3 separate regions of the Homo sapiens genome follow, and all the other regions are linked to region 2. Evidence: chromatin loops called from intact Hi-C (ENCODE). Cell type or tissue: endothelial cell of umbilical vein. All regions are shown on one strand. Links, peaks and the distances in the headings refer to the core of each region. The heading gives the core; the rest is flanking DNA. Region 1 overlaps MTHFD1L (methylenetetrahydrofolate dehydrogenase (NADP+ dependent) 1 like). Region 2 overlaps MTHFD1L (methylenetetrahydrofolate dehydrogenase (NADP+ dependent) 1 like). Region 3 overlaps MTHFD1L (methylenetetrahydrofolate dehydrogenase (NADP+ dependent) 1 like).

Region 1 (6,818 bases), core at 1,184-6,183, 79 kb after region 2:
GTTTGCTCTAATTATAACTAATGAACAGTTCAGCTCTGGTAATTGTAGGCTTGCTGGACCCAGTGCCTGCCTTCTAACTGAATCTTGACTCTGCTCCATTATGTATTTTCCATGATCCTGATTTCTGTCAATCTAATTTTTAAATTTCATTCTAAGGCAAACCTGCTCATGTTCTTCGCTGAAATCAACCTCCCCTTTCTGGAATGGACATATGGAAAATTGGAGGCAAAATATAATAATGGTGGTGACTCAGACTGCTTTAAGGCCTGAGAGACCGGCCAGGTACTGTGGCTCACGTCTGTAATCCCAACATTTTGGGAGGCTGAGGTGGGTGGATTGCTTGAGCCCAGGAGTTTGAGACCAGCCTGGGCAACATAATGAAAACTCATCTCTACAAAAAGTTACTGGGCTCAGTGGTGTGCACCTGTAGTCCCAGCTACTCAGGAGGCTGGGGTGGGACCATCGCTTGGGCCCAGGAGGTAAAGGCTGAAGTGAGCTGTGATTGCGCCACTGCACTCCAGCCTGGGCAACAGAGTGAGACCCTGTCTTAAAAAAACAAAAAGACCCATGAGACCTAGACTCCCCCTGTCAAAAATACTCACACACACACATATACGATAAGATAGTATTTCTACCTTTTCTTTCTCAAAACATTCCACAGAACAGTCTTACCTTCGAGGAGAGCCGTATGCATGACCTTTTGTTTGTTTGTTTGAGACGGAGTCTGGCTCTGTGGCCCAGGCTGGAGTGCAGTGGTGCCATCTCGGCTCACTGCAACCTCCGCCTCCCAGGCTCAAGTGATTTTCCTGCCTCAGCCTCCCAAGTAGCTGGGATTACAGGCGCGTGCCACCATGCCCAGCTAATTTTTGTATTTTTAGAAGAGACAGTTTCACCATATTGGCCAGACTGGTCTCAAACTCCTGACCGCACATTATCTGCCTGCCACCACCTCCCAAAGTGCTAGGATTTCAGGCATAAGCCACCATGCCCAGCTGGAGGCCTTATTTTTACTGCTATTCAGAGAACCTGTGGCTTATCCATGGAGGGCTTAAGCTTTGCCTTTTCTCTTGCTCATTTCCATACCTAGCAAGAGCTTAAGCTGGTTTATTGCACTGACATTCTAATGAAATATAAATAGCTTCTCAACAGAGAGATAAGAAAGAGGAGTATCTAGTACAGCAAGACCCTCTGGGTGGGTCAGGGCCAGCTGGGGCCGTGCCGGGGCTCTGAGTGGAGGAGGTGGCGTGGGAGCACTGATGCTCGGGCTCTGTCACATCCGTTTTTGGCATTTGTCCTGGCAAAGGCTGCATTTCTGATCTTTCAGAAAGCTGTGGGTACACTGTACAGAAATGTGTTTTGCTTGCTTTGAAGGATGACCTACTGGCTGACAGCCAGCCAGAATTAATTCCATATACATTTGCAGATTTTCAGTATGAGAGACGGCAATTAGCCTACAGAAACCCATTTAACCCCCGAGGTGGAGCTGTATGGTGAAGACTGTTATTTATGGGAGTCTGTGTAATTTGCCTCTGTGACAAGGGACAGCCATGGCTCAGGAGGGCCCACGCCACCCTCCTTTTCAAGGACTCCTGCCCCTGCCTGAGTGGCTTGGCCTGGCCTGGCCATGTGAGTCTTGTGGACACGTGCACATCAGTCAGGGACCCCTGTGGTATGGACCAAAGGGTTGTTTTTTACTGTTTTAACTTATTTAATAGCATCTCATCAGTATTACAGGCATGTGCCGCCACGCCAGGCTAATTTTTTTTGTATTTTTAATAGAGACGGGGTTTCACCATATTGGCCAGGCTGGTCTTGAACTCCTGACCTCAGGTGATCACCCCGTGTCAGCTTCCAAAGTGCTGGGAGTACAGGCGTGAGCCACCGCACCTGGCCCACAGAGCTTCTAAAGGAAATGTGTTGGTTTTTTAATCAAAGTTGAGGCAGTGCCTCAGTGAGGGGCAGGCTGGAGCAGTGGTAAGCGCGCTGAAGGAGTCGGGCTCTCTGGGCCCAAAGTCCTGCCCTGGCCACAGAGTGGCTCCCTTCCCCCTGAGGTGGGATGATGTTCTCCAGGGCCTTTTAGCTCCAGGCTGCTACAGTTCTAAACTGGTGGTGGTGGTGGTGGTGGTGGTGGTTGTGGTGGTTGTTTTAGATGCAGTCTCACTCTTTTCCCCAGGCTGGGATGCAGTGGCATGATCTCGGCTCACTGCAACCTTCGCCTCCTGGGTTCAAGCGATTTTCCTGCCTGCGCCACCACGCACAGCTAATTTTTGTATTAGTAGAGTTGGGGTTTTGCCATGTTGGCCAGGCTGCTCTCGAACTCCTGACCTCAGGTGATCCGCTCACCTCAGCCTCCCAAAGTGCTGGGATTACAGATACGAGCCACCGCACCTGGCCATGATTGTTGTTTTTATAAAATCAGAATATAAAATTTGAAAATGTTCTTTTTTGGTGAGAAATGAGAACTACCAAAGGAGTAAAATGCTCTAAAAGCCATCAGGTCCTTCCCACAGTATTGAGGCTCTGCTCTTACCATTTTGTTAAATAAGTTTTGTTCCTAACACTCTTTGTGATATGAAGTATTCTTGCTAATCAAGCTGCCCGGAGACTGGCGTTTCCCAGAGCAGTTTCGAAAGTGGAAATGATGCTGCATTTCCTACCCACAGTCTGGAGGGTGGCTGTGCTCTCTGCACGGTGGGTCTGTGCTGCTCAGTTACGGGATGGTAAGGGAAGGCTCTAACTCGGTGTCTTACACCATGCACTAGGGAGTCGCCCGCTTTATTTACGAGCGAGTTGATGCTTTCAGTGGGTTTTGGCTTTGCCTGGTTCCAGACTCAAGCCCTTCCTCTAATGTAGGGCGGGTACAAGAGAGACTTGAGCAAGGATATTGGGATTTAAGGGAAGGGCAGTGCAGGCCAAGGTCAGCAAGAGGACATCTCTAAGATGAACAGCACTGCATTTGTGGGAAGCAACCCTGCCATAAACAACTCAGTTAACGTTTACATAGTAAATAATTGCATTGCCTTGGGCTGGAATAGGGACGCCAGAAGGTATAGGACCATGTGGAATTCAGAAAAGGGAGCCCTGAAGAATGAGATTTTATTGTTCTTACCAGGAGAGTCCAGGTGCTAGAGTTCTCTCCTTGTAAGTGACTAACCTTCTCCCTTTTGGTACACAATCCTCAGATGAACGGAGATGATTCATTAGGCCATTCTAGCTTAATGGATGCATCACTGTGCAACCACGCAAATGCCTCATTTCTGATTCACTCATTTAATATTTATTGAGGAGTGCTGGGTACTAGGCCATTAGAAGAACAAACAACAACAACATAGGCCTGGACCTTGCACTTGCAGAGTTCACAGGCTAGAGAGGCACACAAGTTAAATATAGAGACAGCTGAAAGAGCTGACGTCTGGGACAGAGGGAGCCCCCTGCTCCAGGAGCCAGGGAGCAGATGCCATGGGGGGCTGGCAGGGATAGGGAAGTCAGGCCAGGAATGGGGTTACCTAAGCCGGATCATGAAGGACGAGAACAGACTCACCAGGGGTCGAGGGACAAGGAGGCAGCAAGTCCGCAGCATGAAGGCAGGAGAGAACATTGCTGTAAGCCTTTACCATGGCCACTGCATGGGGAGGAAACAGGAGATTTGGAATGAGCTGTGACACTGGGCAGGAAAGCAAGACCCAGGTCTTGTGAGGCCTTGAGCGTCAAGCTTAGGAGTCAGGACCTGGGGATTTTAAGTACAGCAATATCATAATTACATTCATGTTTCAGAGAGATCACTCAGGCAGCAGTCTGGAAGGTGGAGTGGAAAACGGAGAAATTAGTCATGAAGACCTATTTAGAAAGTAGTAGGCAAGAAATACCCAGGGCCTAACCTGAGGTGTAGGCAGGGGATGGGAATGAGAGCAATTACCGAACTAGAATGAACTAAACTCAATGAACAGGAGCGGGGAAGAGGGAATGCAGAAATGGCTCTCAGATTTCTGACTTGTTCGCTTAATGACTGGGGTTGTCATTTGTTTAGATAAGCAATAAAGAACCTAGAAACAATTTTAGGCGGAAGATAGTTGTGTTGGGAGCCCCTAAGACCATGATTTATTACAGCACAAGGATACAAAGCAAAATTAGCAAAAGGAAACAGCACGTGGGGTCAAGTCCAGGGGAGCTCAGGCGCAAGCTTCCAGAGTACTCTCCCCATAGAGTCACACAAGATACACTTAGTTCCTCCAGCATTGAACTATGACGACACCTGAAATATTGTCTGCAGAAGAGGCTCATTAGAGACTCAGTCCCCAAGGTTTTTATTGGGTAATGGTCACGTACCAAATTTCAGTCTCTCAGAACAAAAGCAAATGTTCAGCATAGACCATTTTGTTTGTGAAATTTAGGCACAGTGAGCCCCTCTTGTCAGTTAGAGGATAGTTGAAACCCTCCCACAATCCAAGTTCTCAGACTCAGGCCTGCTACATTATTTCTTTCCTACACAGTAGTGGATTTGGTTACTAACATGTTGGATCTGAAGCATTTGTTGTAATTTACAGTGAAGATGTCCACTGCACAGTTCCGTATTGAGTCTGAGGTTCACTGGAGACATCTGTGCTATCAATGAAAGTTTCTGGAGTCATTAGCCCCTCAAAGGGTCATTAAAACCAGGTCTTCTAGAGAGAAAGTCTAACCCTGTATTCCTTTAAACCACCATAGAGACCATCTAGTTCTTCACATTATAAAAATGAGAAAACTGAGTCCCCAGCGATGTGGCTTGGTTGCACATTTTTCTATTTCAAGTCTGTTACTCCTTCCATCATACCAGACTGCCTCACAAAATGACAAAGTCAGGCATTGTTCATAAAAGAACAAAATGGCATTTAGGTTATAAATCAGGCCCTTGTAAGTTTGGTTAATACAACTTATTTCCCAAAGATCCTGGTCCTCAGACCCTCAAAAGGAGAGCTGATCACATCAAGGCCTCTACCTGGAAGGAATTTCTAAGCAGCCTCTAAGTCAACTGTTCATGTTCAGTCCACCTTGATTTACAAAGAACAGTGAATCATTAAGACCTTTCTCTCCAAGGCCGGGTGCGGTGGCTCACGCCTGTAATCCCAGCACTTTGGAAGGCCGAGGCGAGCGGATCACGAGGTCAGGAGATCGAGACCATTCTAGCTAATACGATGAAACCCCGTCTCTACTAAAAATACAAAAAAAATTAGCCAGGCTTGGTGGCGTGCACCTGTAGTCCCAGCTACTCGGGAGGCTGAGGTAGGAGAATGGCGTGAATCCGGGGGGCAGAGCTTGCAGTGAGCCAAGATCGCGCCACTGCACTCCAGCCTGGAGAACAGAGACTCCATCTCAAAAAAAAAGACCTTTTGCTCCTCTTTGCTCTTGTGTCTGTTTAACAGATTTTTATGTTAACAGGCACTCTGTTTGCCACTAGGAATAAAAAGATAAATGGGACAAAGTCTTTGCCCTCAAGTTACTTATATTCTAGAGCCAAGAAAGAGATAGATGAAGAACACATCTTATATATTAGGACTGTGTTGGGGGCAGGAGTAGGCAGAGTAACCCTTTGGATATGGGAAATGAAAATAAATCAAACTCAAAACAAGTTTATTATTTGCTTGAAGCTCTGGTAAAAGATAAAGTGAAACCTGCAAACTGTAAAATGAAGTTGCTGCTACACATTTCTCCAGTTTTGGATTTCATTCTTGGATGGCCTTTAACTTGGATAGAAGGATACAAGACAGCCATATATATATATATATACAGCTGTTGCTCTTTAAGATATCCACTTCACCCTGTTGTGGGGTGGGAGGAGGGGGGAGGGATAGCATTAGGAGATATACCTAATGTAAATGTCGAGTTAATGGGTGCAGCACACCAACATGGCACATGTATACATATGTAACAAACCTGCACCTTGTGCGCATGTACCCTAGAACTTAAAGTACAATAAAAAAAAAAATTAAAGAAAAGAGATCCACTTCGCTCAGCACATGTGATTTGGCTTTGGTCTTTGGTGTTAATTTGGATGCCTAAAGAACTGACTTTCCTTGATGCTCACTCCAGCCTTTTTAGGACTAGATTGGATACATTTACATGTTTGCTGGCTGTTTTTTCTACAGTCACACATCCTACCCATAATAATATTGCAATATTCTAAGTTGTCTTGGAGGATATCATCAAGTAGGTGTCAAGTAAAACTTAATGGTAGACTGTAAATTTTAAAACAAGTTACAGGTCATTTGTGTAGTCTCTCTCTCTATATATATTAAAAGAAACAAAACTTTTCCCTCTTGAATCTTTATTCCTATCTCAGCTTCATTTATTGCCTCGTTTGTCATCTAAATGGTCTTTGTTCTTTCAGCTTTCAAACATGATTAATTGACATTGTGCAGCATAGCACAGGGAAAAGGCTGAATATTTTGTATGATGAGTAATCTAGTTAAACGCCCATCTTTCTTTTCAACTTTACCAACAAATGTGTCTTATGCAGATGTAAGGGCGGTTTGCTTATTTCCCTGTTCAAAATTTTATGCTATTAGCCTAGCATAGCATGTTTCTTTTCCATTGAGCTAGCCAAAAATAATATTGACAAATTCATGAAGCCTTCCATCTGATACTGTTGCAAACTTATGCAAATGTATTTTAGACTGTTAAGGGAATGTAAGAATTAAATAATTAAACATCCAAATGTCAAGAATGGGATAGGAAGAAGTAACTGGCCTCATGTTGGAAGTTAATGAAATATTTGAAAATATACCTTTAAAATCAAAGACATGAATTTGTGTTTTGGGTTTTTTTTTTTCAGATTTGAATAA
Region 2 (6,818 bases), core at 1,102-6,101:
AGGGTCACCAGCCACTGGTGGACTCCTGGATAGACTTCGATCTACAACTCTGTCCCATAATTAAATATAGGTTCGTGCATATGGAGACATATATATATACACCTTTTTTTTTTTTTTTTGAGATGGAGTCCCACTCTGTCTTCCAGGCTGGAGTGCAGTGGCGTGACCTCAGCTCACGGTGACCTCCACCTCCCAGGTTCAAGCGATTCTCCTACCTCAGCCTCTTGAGTAGCTTGGATTACAGGCGCATGCCACCACACTCGGCTAATTTTTGTATTTTCAGTAGAGACCTGGTTTCACCATGTTAGCCAGGCTGGTCTCGAACTGACCTCAGGTGTTCCACCCGCCTCGGCCTCCCAAAGTGCTAGGATTACAGGTGTGAGCTGCCGCACCTGGCCACCTTTTTTTTTTAACCTGGAGAAAATTACACAATTCTTGGATTCTCACAGGGGACCATGACATAAGAGAGAGAAAGAACTGTTGGTGCATATCTCAAAGCCTAGCTCTACTTTTGACGGTAGCTTTCGATGTCCCATACACATTTGGCATTTATTATCCTTATCCAGAGGTGCTTGTCAAGAAGCTACCTAATTGATTGCAACTCTGCTGCTTGCTCTCTGTAGAGAATCACACAGACCTGGCTGTGTTCCCCAGGTGCTTCCTGGGTACATGAGCATAAACACTCATGCAGCAGAGGAGAAATATGAGACAAGTGCCCAATTAAAACACAGGGTGATCTTTGCCTCAGACATTTCAGGATTAGGATTTAGAAATCAGAATGAATCGACTTAGCAGTTCCAAGACAAATTGAATGGGATTGGGAAACAAAGCCTTGTTAATATTTTCATTAAAAACGCCCCCGTTTCTGAGCCATTCCTGAGCATTAGACCGGTGCTGAGACTATCATATACCTTCTCACTCAATCCTTAAAACCGTCTGTGGGATCAGTGTTACTATCCTCATCTTACAGATGATGTAACAGAAGCTTAGCAAGATGATGATACATGTCCACGATCAATCAGAGAGTAAGTGACAGAGGACGTGACCTGAGGGCTCCTCCTCGCCAAAGCTTGTGGGTGATCAGGCGGCTATTGTGCTCAGTGTTTTTCTCAATGCTCTTTACCTGGTTGCCACCCTCTCCCATTAAAAAATAATTTTAGCTGGGCGCAGTGGCTCACTCCTGTAATCCTAGCACTTTGGGAGGCCGAGGTGGGTGGATCACTTGAGGTCAGGAGTTCGAGACTAGCCTGACCAACATGGTGAAACCCTGTCTCTGCTGAAAATACAAAATTAGCCGAGCGTGGTTGTGGGCCCTGTAATCCCAGCTACTTGGGAGGGTGAGGCAGGAGAATCGCTTGAACCTGGGAGGCAGAGGCTGCAGTGAGCTGAGATTGTGCCATCGCACTCCAGCCTGGGCAACAAGAGCAAAACTCTGTCTCAAAAAAATAAGAAGAATTTTGGGTGAGCTGTCTACAGCAGATGGTCACAGTTACAGGAAGTACCAATATAACTATATTGTACCAATATATCGTAATGTGCGCCAACAGTGGTGGTCCTTTTTGGTCCTTTTTTTCTTTTCTGTGTTCTACTTTAACATTTCTTCCTCCCAAGTAGGTTACTGATTGAAGATGACCTTATCGAGTCCCACTGTTTCCTTGCTCTACCTCTCAACCTGTATTTTTGGGGGACAGTTTTTTAATTTTTTTATTTTCCTTTTTTGAGACGGAGTCTCACTCTGTCTCCTAGGCTTGAGTTCAGTGGCACGATCTTGGCTCACTGCAACCTCCGCCTCCCGGGTTCAAGCGATTCTACTGCCTTAGCCTCCCAAGTAGCTGGGATTACAGGCACGCACCACCATGCCCGGCTAGTTTTGTATTTTTAGTAGAGATGGAGTTTCTCCATGTTAGCCAGGCTAGTCTCAAATTCCTGACCTCAGGCGATCCACTCACCCCTGCCTCCCAAAGTGTAGAGATTATAGCTGTGCACCACTGCACCCAGCCTAGGGGACAGTTTTATAATCAGTCTTCTTGGCCTTCAGAGGACTCTGCTGGTGGCTATACCCAGCTAGTGGCTTGTTCTCTCTTTCCACTTTTATTGCCCTGAAATTCTAAATATTCCATCATTTTGGTAGAAGAAAACCAGACCAAACTAAACATTCTCATGATTTCATCCACCTTTAAAAAAAAAAAAAAATCTGACGTCAAGTGATCCTGCAGCTCTAAGCTGTAATTCTCCCAGACCTTGCCCTGTTTACATTATTTAAAAACACTGATCTCAGCCTGGGCTCCACTTTTGTTATTATGATGCTTCCAGGTTTTTTGTCTTTAGTAAATTTATTCATAATTAAATCAAGGTTGAGAAGTGCTGGCTTATTAGAGACTCTGGCTGAAGGTCATGTGCGAACTCAGGAAACTGCTAATCACAGGTCGTGTTTTTCAGCCCCTGTCTTCAGGAAGGCTTAACTCTAAGGGAGGGTTGTTTTGTGTCATCTCCAGAGCTCTCATTTCTCCTGTGTGGCTTGGTGCCGAAGCTCATTCGTCCCCTCGCTGTCTGTTCGGCCCTTGTCCTACCTCCCCTTTCTCTTTCCACGCTTTTGTGTAAAGTAGCCCTCTTTCAAGCTGCTCCTCTGTCCTTTGAAAACAAATGAAAAAGCAAAATGTTCTTCATATACACTAAACAGGAAAGTATGCAAAGTAATGTTACAAACACCCATGTTCCCACCACTCTGTTTCATCAAAATCTTAACATGTCGCTGTGTGTCCTTTAGTTTTTTTGTTTTTTTAAAGAGATACGTTTAGCTGGGCATGGTGGCGCATGCCTATAGTCCTAGCTACTTGGGAGTCTGAGGCAGGAGGATCAATTATGCCCAGCAGTTTAATTCTCCTGGGCAACAGAGTGAGACCCTGTCTCTAAAAAAAAAAAAAAAAGAAAGAAAGAAAAGAAAAGAGAGAAGAGAAGAAATCAGATATTAGAGACACAGTTGAAGTTCCCGTGGACCCTCCTGATCCCGTTCTTTTTTCTGCTTCTCTCCTGATTTGAGTGATTATCGTTTCCGGGTGTGTGTTTCTACTTTGACCACACACATATATGTACACTAGAGATCTGTAGCGGAGGTTCTCAGACTTTCTCTGCTCGTGACCATTAATGGCCCAGCAATTTTTTTCATGGTACCGCCCGGGCAAGAGAAATACCTAACATGTCCATTTATTAAATAGGTCCAAACAACTTAATGAGTATTTATGTCCTTACAACTAAGTGGCCACCTGAAAAAAAAATACATATGAATTCGAAGGAAAAAATAACATCATTTCATTTTTAAATTACCACCATATGTTATGAATGAGATGTGTGTCCTTGTCAGGCACCAGACAACTTCTGACCCTTTGTAACCAGTTGACACCCGCACCTCATTTCCTGTTCCACGTTGATTTTCACACGATTTTTGCATTTTGCTGCGGTACCTGCCAAAAACTTTGCTTTGCAAATATATGATGTCATGGAAAGGGATGTAGAGCACTATTGTTGAAGCAGTGAAAAACCTCACATGAGTAGTATTTGCAGTGTCCAACGGATGTCCTGTATTACCGCGTTTCCGTCAAAAATTTAAAATACCCCACGGTGCCTCTGAGTTTGCTGCAATGCCTCACGGCACCTCATTGCACATTAGAATCACAGATGTGCGGCTTTTCTTGGTATTTTTTATGTGTTTTCAAATTTTATATATTAATAGATATTAACTGACTGCATTGTTCTCTAATGAGGTCACTGCACTTTTTCTGTAAATGGCAAGATCATAAATAGTTTGGGTCACAGAGTCTCTGTCCCAAGTACTCAATTTAGAAAGCAGCCATAGGTAAAGCATGAATTCATAAACTAGTCCATGTTTAGGAATGAGTCTGGCTGTGTTCCAACAGATGTTATTATTGGTTCCTAACATTTGAATTTCATATAATTTTCACGTGTAATAATACTCTTCTGATATTGTTGGCAACATTTTAAAAGGTGGCCAGGCACAGTGGCTCATGCCTGTAATTCCACTGCTTTTGGAGGCCAAGGTGGGAGGATTGCTTGAGCCCAGGGGTTCAAGACCAGACTGGGCAACATAGCAAGATCCCATCTCTATAAAAAAAATTTTTAATTAGCCAGGTTTGGTGGCACATGCCTGTAGTTCCAGCTACTCGGGAGGCTGAGGTGGGAAGATCACTTGAGTCCAAAAGTTTAAGGCTGCAGCAAGCTATGATCACACCTAGCTACTTGGTAAGCTACTATGGACAACATGGTGAAACCCTGTCTTGAAAGAAAGAGAGAGAGAGAGGGAGAGGGGGAGAGAGAGAGATAATACTTTTTAAAAGAGAAAGAAAGAAAAGAAAGAAAGAGAACACTTTTTAAAAGGATAAATAATTTTTAAAAACTTAATAATTTAACATGTAAAAAAAAAAAGATGTAGACCATATACAAAACCCAGAGGCACCTGGATTTGTCCTGCTAGCCATACTGGCCAACCCCTGCTCTATAACTTGATATTTTTGTGCAACATAACAGTTTTGCATTTCTCTATGTCACTGTGATCCAAAAAGCCTCATTTTGCCTGCAGTTTAGCCTTCTGTGCGTGCATGTAGCACGTGCATTTGTGCATTATTTGTCAAGGGGCTTTCAGATTGCTTCCAGTGTTCTGCTGTTACAAATAATGCTACGGGGGACATTCTTGTCCATGTCTCTGAGATTTAGTCTAAAAGGTCTTCTAGGGACTATATACAGGAGTGAGATTTGGGGGGTTAAAAGTACGCTTAGCAACAACTTAATAGATAAAGCCAAATTGTTCTGCAACGTAATACCAATTTATATCACTACCAATTGTGTGTGTGAGATTTCTGACCTCTCCACGTTTGTCCTGACACTTCTTTTTTTTTTTTTTCTTGAGACAGAGTCTCTCTCTGTTGCCCAGGCTGGCGTGCAGTGGCATGATCTCAGCTCATTGCAACCTCCACCTCCCAGGTTCAAGCAATTCTCCTGCCTCAGCCTCCCAAGTAGCTGGGCTTACAGGTGCACACCATCACACGTGGCTAAGTTTTGTATTTTTAGTAGAGATGGGGTTTCGCCAAGTTGACCAGGTTGGTTTCAAACTCCTGACCTCAGGTGATCCACCCACCTTGGCCTCCCAAAGTACTGGGATTACAGGCATGAGCCACTATGACCGGCTGAACGCTTCTATTGTTAGATTTTTTTAGCTCTTGCTAATCTGATGGTAGTTCATTATAGTTGTGAGATTTAGCATCTTTATGGCTGTTTCTGGGCATTTGTGAATTGTCTATTTTGTATTGTGCTATTTACCTTTTTCTTACTAATTAATGGAAATCCTTTATAGATTCCGAATACGAATACTTTGCCATTATGAGTTACAAATATCTTCTCCCCTGTATGGCTTATCTTTTAAATATGCTTGTTGTACCTTTTCTTGTCCACCCTTTTCTTTATGATTTCTGCTTTTGGAGGTTATAAAGATAATCATTTGTATTGCCTTATAACTGTTGTCTCTTGCATTGAGGCCTTTAATCATCTTAGAATTTGTTTGTGTAATGGTGTCTTTTTTCCTTAACTCTTACAGTTTGTGAGACTTTTCTGCCCTGGTGATATGTGCATCAGTGGTTGTTAGCCCAGCCCTATGAAAAGGGCCAGCTGGCCTCCATAGATCTAAGGCAGCCGAGAGTGCTGTCCCCTTTGTCCCAGGCTCTGCAGCATCCAAGGCGAGTGCAGATGGGGCCAGCTGTTCTTCCAAAACCATCATCTCTTCTTTACCTGCTCCTTCTGAGCTTCACCTGACATGGCTGTGCAGTCCCCAGGAAAAAGAAAGTCTCTCTTGTCTTCCTACTTCCTAAGTCAATCCTAGGAACTGTTACGTTCAATTCCAAGCAGTTGTCATAAAAGAAGTTTCCTTGGAACTTTGAAAACAAAAGAAAGGGTTTAATTTTCTTCTTTTCGTTTTGTTTTGTTTTGTTTTTAATTTTTTGAGACAGAGTCTCGTTCTATCCCCCAGGCTAACAGCTCACTGCAACCTCTACCTCCTGGGCTCGAGCGATCCTCCCACCTCTGCCTCCTGAGTAGCTGAGACTGCAGGCACAATCCACTACACCCAGCCAATTGTTCAATTTTTTTCTGGAGATGAGGTCTCACTACGTTGCCCAGGCTGGTCTTAAACTCCTGAGCTCAAGTGATCGCCTGCCTCAGCCTCCCAAAATGCTGGGATTACAGGCATGAACCACTGCGCCCATCCAAAAGGATTTAATTTTATGGTCAAATTCTACATTGTCTATTGACTTTAATATTTTTATAAAATTCTTTAAATAAAATGTCTTTACCTGGAATACCTTCAATGTACTTACTGGATTAGAGGCAGGTAGGTCCTGTTTGTATGGCTAGTATGTTCATTAAATATGAAAGTAATGGAAAGATGTTTATGACATAAGGAGAGAGGAACCTTCGCCTGTCAGGATAATAGAAATTGAAAGATTTTTATGACCTGGCTCAGCAGAAAAAGGAGTATATGATGTTAGCAATTTTTTAGAATTGATTTTTCAGAAGAAACATGCAAAACAAATGAGAATTAAGTAGCTAGAAAGCCTTTTTCCCCCCTTTATTCAGATAAAGTAACTGAAGACTTTTAATGAGAAGCCTGGTTTCTGTCTTTCTACACGGTGCACTGGGAATAGTAAGCTGTTAGAAGTCAGTGCTTAGAAGTACCTACCATCCTAAACACAGGAACCAAAAACAAGGGAAAAAAAAAAAAAAAGGAAGATAAATAAAGTAAAAGTAAAAAAGTA
Region 3 (6,818 bases), core at 732-5,731, 55 kb after region 2:
AAAGTGCTGGGATTACAGGTGTGAGCCACTGCACCTGGCCACATATGCATCTTTACCCACAGGAGGATTGTAGATAATTTTGCCAAATGTGTTTCTTAAATTTAGAATTACTTTATCTGTGGAATATTATTTTCCTAATGAATCATTCTTGTTTCTGAAGATCCCTTGCCGTATGCTATCAATAGTCTGTGTCCTGGTTTTCAATCTAACATTATGGAAATCTTCTCCTCCAACACACTTATTTGCCTGTATCTAGTCTTCTCACATTTCTTCCATGCCACATGACTTCTCATAATTTGCTTAAGTGACAGTAGGTTCAACCTCTGATTTTCCAATATAGTGTTTGATCACATCAGCATTTATGTTAAAATCTCAATCCATTACTGCTCATGAAAAAATACTTGTTTTTAATACTATGAACCCGTATTCAGACCCACTTAAAAACCAGCACTCACAATTTCGTTGGGAGACTCCTGTCCTGACATATATGATTATTTGAAAATTATAGTAAACAGGCCAGGCGTGATGGCTCATGCCTGTAATCCCAGTACTTTGGGAGGCCGAGGTGGACAGTTTGCTTGAGCCCAGGAGTTCAAGACCAACCTGGGCAACGTGGTGAAACCCAGTCTCTACAAAAAATGCAGAAAAAAAATTAGCTTGGAGTCATGGTGCACCCCTGTAGTCGCAGCTACTCAGGAGGCTGAGATGGGAGGATCACTTGAGCCTGGGAGGTTGAGGCTGCAGTGGGCTGAGATTGTGCCACTGCACGACAGAGTGATACTGTCTTAAAAAAAAAAAAGAAATTATAGTAAACTATATTTTTTTAATGCTACAATGGATAAAAATGGTTACAACTAGATAAGAAGCCTCTAAATTGCCTGAACACCTAAGACTTATTTGCTAGTTGACATCTGATCTATTTCTGACACTGAAAATTTCAGTGCTTTAGGGTGCTAAAAGGAAAAAAGAGGGTTTGCTAGGAATCCTGCAGTTGCTGAGGGGGTACTCTGATAAGGGAATTTTAAGCAATTACAGAACATCTCACTAAAGTTTTTAAAAAATCTTTAACCAGATTAAACTTATACAATTTTGTTATAATTTGTGTTTCTCCAGGTTCCAATTGTGGACAAGATAAGGACCATTGCTCAGGCTGTCTATGGAGCCAAAGATATTGAACTCTCTCCTGAGGCACAAGCCAAAATAGATCGTTACACTCAACAGGTAAAAGTTCTACTTTTAGGGGAAAAGAAAAAATTCACCTTAGGCTCTCAGAATACTCAGCTTGACTTGAGGATTTGTACATATCGCACCAGCTAACCTTTGCTTAATCTATTGTATGGTTAACAAAGATGAAGGTAATATCCTCGGGTAGAGTGTAGACTATATTTAGAACTTTATGGTGAGGCATATATCCTCTGATCCATGCATCATTTACTTCTGTGACTATAAATGTGTCTGATATGGGTGGTATCCCTGTTTTTAGGTGATGTGTGATCTTTCATCCCTCCCACTCAGCCCTGAATGTTGAAGCTATCCTTTGGAGTAGAGCTGCGGAGTCAGATTTAGATGAATTGCAATGCTTCCTCTTCCTTACAGGCCTCTTACTTACTACCTTAAAAATGCTAGCGTGGTGCCAGGGTAGGCAGATAGGAGTGCAGCCTATAAAGATGGGAATGTTTGCTGTTCTTCTTATGCAAGCGGTTCACTGGCTTTTTACTGAGCTTGTCCGCTGAGATTGAAGGCTCCATCATCTTCTACCTCTAGCCACTGACAAAGGCAAGTAGGCAAACAGCTGGGAAGGTGGCTGTGATCTGACAGCATGCATCACCATCTAGTCCAGTGACAGTCATGATCAATCAACTCCACTACAGGAGGCTCAGCCACCTTCACCAAAAGGACCGTATGCCTCGAGTGTCCCTCCTACTTTGGTGTAGTCGGATAGATAGCAGTCAGAACACTTTAAGAGCCTGCTGGCTAAAGAACTTCATGATGGGTAGCGTTGACCTTTTCTTTAAAAAAAATCTCCAACTCCTTATTCTTTTTTGTAAACCCATTTGAAATTTTGTTAAATGCTGCCGTTGCCAGCCAGGGTATTTGTTCTCCTAGGTTTGGTAAAATAGTCAGCAACTCAGGAAGTTCTAAATTCTTAGAATTTTCCCTGTATGTTCTTGGCTTATCCTTTACAAAAAGGATTCCCAAGCACTGCTCTGTGCACAGGCATTGTGGTGAAATTTTCATTCATGTGCAATGAACCAAGTAAAATAAGGTCATTCTCATAAGGTTGGTTTGTTTTTTTTTCCGTGAGTTTTTAATAATGATATTTAAGACTATCATTTATTCTAATATTAAGTCTTTTCTCCTTTCAGTGTTAAAATGGTATTTCTTTTATGAAGTAATCTGGTGAGAGTATATGGCATATTGGTTGGTTTTTTTCTTTTTAATATGCCTACTGACAAAATTTTTACATTAGCAAACCTGTATTAGTTCATAGAAATTACTTCAATATTTAACCATGTCTGAAATTTAAAATTCTGGCACCATTTCTGAAAGACAGTTGTGATTGTCACTCAGCAAAATTCTTATCGGTATAGAAGAGTGGAGATTTCAAAAAGAAAATGGCCCCAAGTCCAAGTCCTCCCTGAGTTGATAAGACTCTAAGATCTTCCAAATAGTTTTAGGCTAAGTCTTATGAAAATTTAACTAAAGATTTCATTCCCTTTATCTCTATCAAGGAAATATTCCTTAAAAGTGATGTCAACCGGGCACGGTGCTCACACCTGTAATCCCAGCACTTTGTGGGGTCAAGGCAGAGGATCAGTTGAAGCCAGGAGTTTGAGACCACTCTGGGCAACATAGCAAAACCTCCATCTCTATTTTTATTTTTTTTTTAAAGTTAGTGTCAAGTATGTGGTTGCAATGAATTAGCAAAGCCTCTAAAGGAACACTGTGTGCCATTTAATCAGAACCAGGCTTTGAGGACACTGTGCTTTTTGTGAGACACCACATGTGACTTCCTGCTCTTTCACCTTTGGAACTCTGGGTCAGACATAGACTTTGGTCCTTAAAAACAAGAAGCTTAAATAGTGACCTCATCTTAGTTCTTATAATGTAATTGCAGATCAAATAGCCATGATTCATAAACCAACACAAAGGAACCCTTTGCTTCCTGACTGACTCCAGAATGAGTGAACAACATGAGTAAGAGCCTCGTCGCAGAGCCTTTCTCCAGACTACCTTGCTGGGTCCCGGATATTAATAGTCTTGGAAAGTGGTTTCTACAGCTGCTGCTTTGCCTGAAAATAGCCATGCTTTCCCCAAACATGCACATAACACTGCCTTCTCTTAAAGAGAGCCTCCAAAATAAACAATAGTCACCCTTGACCTGCTAAACAGTCATCACATGGAGATGAGTTTTTATCCTCACCTTCTTGCTTCTTCAGTGAACAAGTAGTAACAAGCAGCTCCTGCGTGTGCCTCGATCTGAGCCGGCATACCATTGCTGCCGAGACTGTATAAAGTGCAAATTGAAAAGCACAGGAGACTAACATCTGTATCAGTGAACACATTTTCTTTCCTTTCTCACAGGGTTTTGGAAATTTGCCCATCTGCATGGCAAAGACCCACCTTTCTCTATCTCACCAACCTGACAAAAAAGGTGTGCCAAGGGACTTCATCTTACCTATCAGTGACGTCCGGGCCAGCATAGGCGCTGGGTTCATTTACCCTTTGGTCGGAACGGTGAGTGAGTCACATTTTCCAAAAACCCTCCCCATTCTGCATTGCTGTGGTGCCTCAAATCGTTATGCTCCGCCCGCTCTTTAAAAATCATGGATTAGGGAAAATTGGGAGTAATTAATAGTACAGTATTCGCTATTTTTCTAAACACTGTGTCTCACCTACTTTTGCCATTGTGGTTTGGATTTTTCTTTTTTTAGATCATGTGTTCAGGGTCCTTAGAGTCATAATACTAATTTCCTTCCTAAGGTGAGTAAGAACATAACTTGGGAGAATTCAGTCTGTTATTTAAATGGTAGAATGGCTTAAGACAGTGGTTGTCAACCTTTATCACACATAGCACCCAAAATGATGTCATCACGGTGGGGTTGACTGCTCACACCAGACAGGATCTGCCCAGTCACCCCAAGGGCTGGGGAAAGCAGTCCTCACCCTCTCTCACTTCCCCAGCACGTCAGGTGGGAAGCTCTGGCTTAGGAAATTACTGAATCATAGGAGTTCTCATTTTTGATGTTGTTGTGATGGGATCATGTTGCTATTGGATGATTATTCTGTTATTTTGTGTTATCTATGGGGGTAAAGGAGATGGGCAGATAAATAAAAGCTTATCAAAGTGCTTAAAATCCATGAAGATGGGCTTCATTTGGTACAGCTACACAGTGATAGCCTTCCGTTGGTACCGTCAGTGGCCTAAATTTGACTTCTTGTCTTTGGGAGTGCTCCTAAATTTGGTTTAGAACAAAAAAGAATTCTTACAACCTAGCAGATCCCATGGCAAGCAAAGAAAAAAATATTCTAACCCATCATTATCGTCATCATTAGTGCAAAGTGATCTGAGCTTAAACAGCATACATTATCATAATTTTTTATAATAAACCATGTTGCTTTATTGTGCAAACAAGCAATAGATAGATAAAAAGTGCAGATTCTTGCCTTGATATTTACATACTTCATCTAATATTGGACACAATGTTTTTTCAATCAGCATTTTTTGAATTCTTCCTGCATGTGAGGCACAGAGATTTTAGGATGAGCAGGTGTGAGACGCATGGGTTTGAATAGCACAGAGGTATCTGGAGAGCACTGTGTTGGTATTCTGAATGCCCTCAGAGCCCAGGGGGATAACAGCTCATTATGCCTGGGGTAGAACTTACCCAGGATGTGGAAGAAGAGGGGATTCTTCAAAAAGAGCTCAGCCTCTGAACTGGCAAAACAGTGAGTTTTGACTCAAAGGCACCAAAGTACTAATACATGACATCCTCTCCTGGGGTGATCCGATGTGGCTGGAGTTGGATGAGGGGGGGTGGCTGGGGATGGGAATGGGAATGGGATTGGGATAGCAGGACAGGGTCACATGGCCAAGGATCTTGAAGACCATCTCATGGAACTTGAATCTGATCTCTACACACTGGGGAGCCACGGTAGGGTGGGTTTTTTGTTTGTTTGTTTCTTGGTTTTTTGTTTTTTTGGTTTTAAATAAGGAGGAGAAGAATGTGGTCTGATGTGTATTTTAGAAAAATAGCTCTGGCAGCAATATGGAGAATGTTTAGTGAAAAGAGAACCAGGCCCAGAGAGGTGGGTTAATTCAGCTCGGGCCAGAGGCAATCAAGGTCCGCACTTTGGCCACAGAAGTAGATACAGAGAGTGGGGGTGAATTGCAGACATACTCTAAAAGTATCCTCCTACCGTGGGGGCCGGGGGAAGGGACCGTTCTAGCTTGGTGACTCTGGCTAGTGATGCCATCGGTCATGGAAAGGACACGGGAGAAGGCAGATTGGCAGAGCCAGAAATGAGCCTGGCTTGAACAGAGAGAGCTCAGAGGGTTAATAGGATCTAAGGAATAGTCTGTGTCTCCACTGGAAATACAGACACAGTGCTTCAAAGAAAGAGGCAGGAAGGTCACCCTGGTGGGTTTAAGGATATGGGTGAAGGCAGTCGTTAAACAAGAGACACAGGGATAGCTGGAAATCAGTGAGAAGACAGTGAAGGAAGACACCCCTGAAACACCCACGTTAATGCAGCCGACTCCTAGCAGGGGTGCCTTCCAGGAGGCGGGAAGGAAGGAGCAGCGGCATGGCAGAGAACGTCCAGAAAAATCCCACAGACACCGCTCGTAGCAGTGTTGGCACAGGGAGAAGGGCCTGGATGAAATGGGTTCTGAATGACATTTTCAGGTCTACAGTTCAGATCAGTGGTTGCCAGGAGTTGGGGGAGGGGAAGCGTTTGACTGCAGAGGGGCAGGAGGGAACTTTTTGGGATAATGCAAATACCCTATGTTTTGACGTGGTAGTGATTCCATGGCTATATACATTCTTCCAGACTCATAGACCTATTCACGTGTGTTGCCCAGGCTGGACTCAAACTCCTGGGCTCAAGCAATCCTCCCACCTCAGCTTCCCAAGTAGCTGTGACTACAGGCTCATGCCACTGTGCCAGGCCTGTGTATAATTTAATTATACCTCAGTTAACAAAAATGGGTGCTGAAGAGCTTGCTTTATATTCGTTAGAATGGCCTCAGTCAGCCGGGTGCGGTGGCTCACGCCTGTAATCCCAGCACTTTGGGAGGCCGAGGCGGGCGGATCACAAGGTCAGGAGTTCGAGACCTGCCTGGCCAAAATGGTGAAACCCCATCACTACTAAAAATACAAAAATTTGCCGGGCGGGGTGGTGGGCACCTATAATCCCAGCTGCTCAGGAGGCTGAGGCAGGAGAATCGCTTGAACCCGGGAGGCAGAAGTTGCAGTAAGCCAAGATTGCGCCATTGCACTTCAGCCTGGGTGACAGAGCAAGACTTCATCTCTAAATACATACATACATACATACATACATACATGCATACATGCATACATGCATACATAGAATGGCCTCAGTGATGGCCACTTTACTCCTGAGCTTTAGCTGGTGAAAGCCTTGGCTTAGGGATAAGAGGGCGGCTGGACAGTGCAGGCCCAGAGAGACTGGACCATCAGGGGAGGTGAGGGGTGACGGAGGTGCCCAAACAGAGCATGAAATGGTAGAGTAGCTGAGAAGGTTAGCCTCAGTCACGATCTGTCCTGTCCTACCCTCTGAGGACTCTAAACCCC

Evidence for each region. Peaks named below come from ENCODE experiments on the same cell type or tissue, not always from the same donor. Only the 100,000 strongest peaks of a DNase experiment are listed, where the experiment ranks them.
Region 1: a loop joins it to region 2, with 10 times the contacts of the local background. A loop is called at or near these places in 1 of 110 quality-filtered maps.
Region 3: it touches region 2 in a loop (16-fold over the local background); 1 of 110 quality-filtered maps calls a loop at or near these places.

The regions. Positions count from the first base shown.
Region 1 is chr6:151,057,083-151,063,900 of GRCh38, forward strand. The region is part of intron 26 of MTHFD1L (methylenetetrahydrofolate dehydrogenase (NADP+ dependent) 1 like); the gene reads left to right. Among named protein-coding and RNA genes, the nearest start is that of MIR12131, 42 kb to the right of the region's middle. RefSeq lists enhancers at 2,984-4,183, 4,431-4,600 and a cis regulatory region at 4,516. In endothelial cell of umbilical vein, for the core only: no CTCF peak of the experiment used is centred there; DNase peaks (open chromatin) are centred at 2,679 and 3,229; H3K27ac peaks cover 5,000 bases.
Region 2 is chr6:150,977,800-150,984,617 of GRCh38, forward strand. All of the region lies in intron 20 of MTHFD1L (methylenetetrahydrofolate dehydrogenase (NADP+ dependent) 1 like), which reads left to right. Among named protein-coding and RNA genes, the nearest start is that of MTHFD1L, 120 kb to the left of the region's middle. In endothelial cell of umbilical vein, for the core only: no CTCF peak of the experiment used is centred there; a DNase peak (open chromatin) is centred at 3,512; H3K27ac peaks cover 2,654 bases.
Region 3 is chr6:151,033,380-151,040,197 of GRCh38, forward strand. MTHFD1L (methylenetetrahydrofolate dehydrogenase (NADP+ dependent) 1 like) reads left to right here. Exons shown (of 28, transcript NM_015440.5): 25 at 1,114-1,221; 26 at 3,586-3,738. Among named protein-coding and RNA genes, the nearest start is that of MIR12131, 66 kb to the right of the region's middle. RefSeq lists an enhancer at 2,676-3,875. In endothelial cell of umbilical vein, for the core only: no CTCF peak of the experiment used is centred there; DNase peaks (open chromatin) are centred at 3,282 and 4,182; H3K27ac peaks cover 4,413 bases.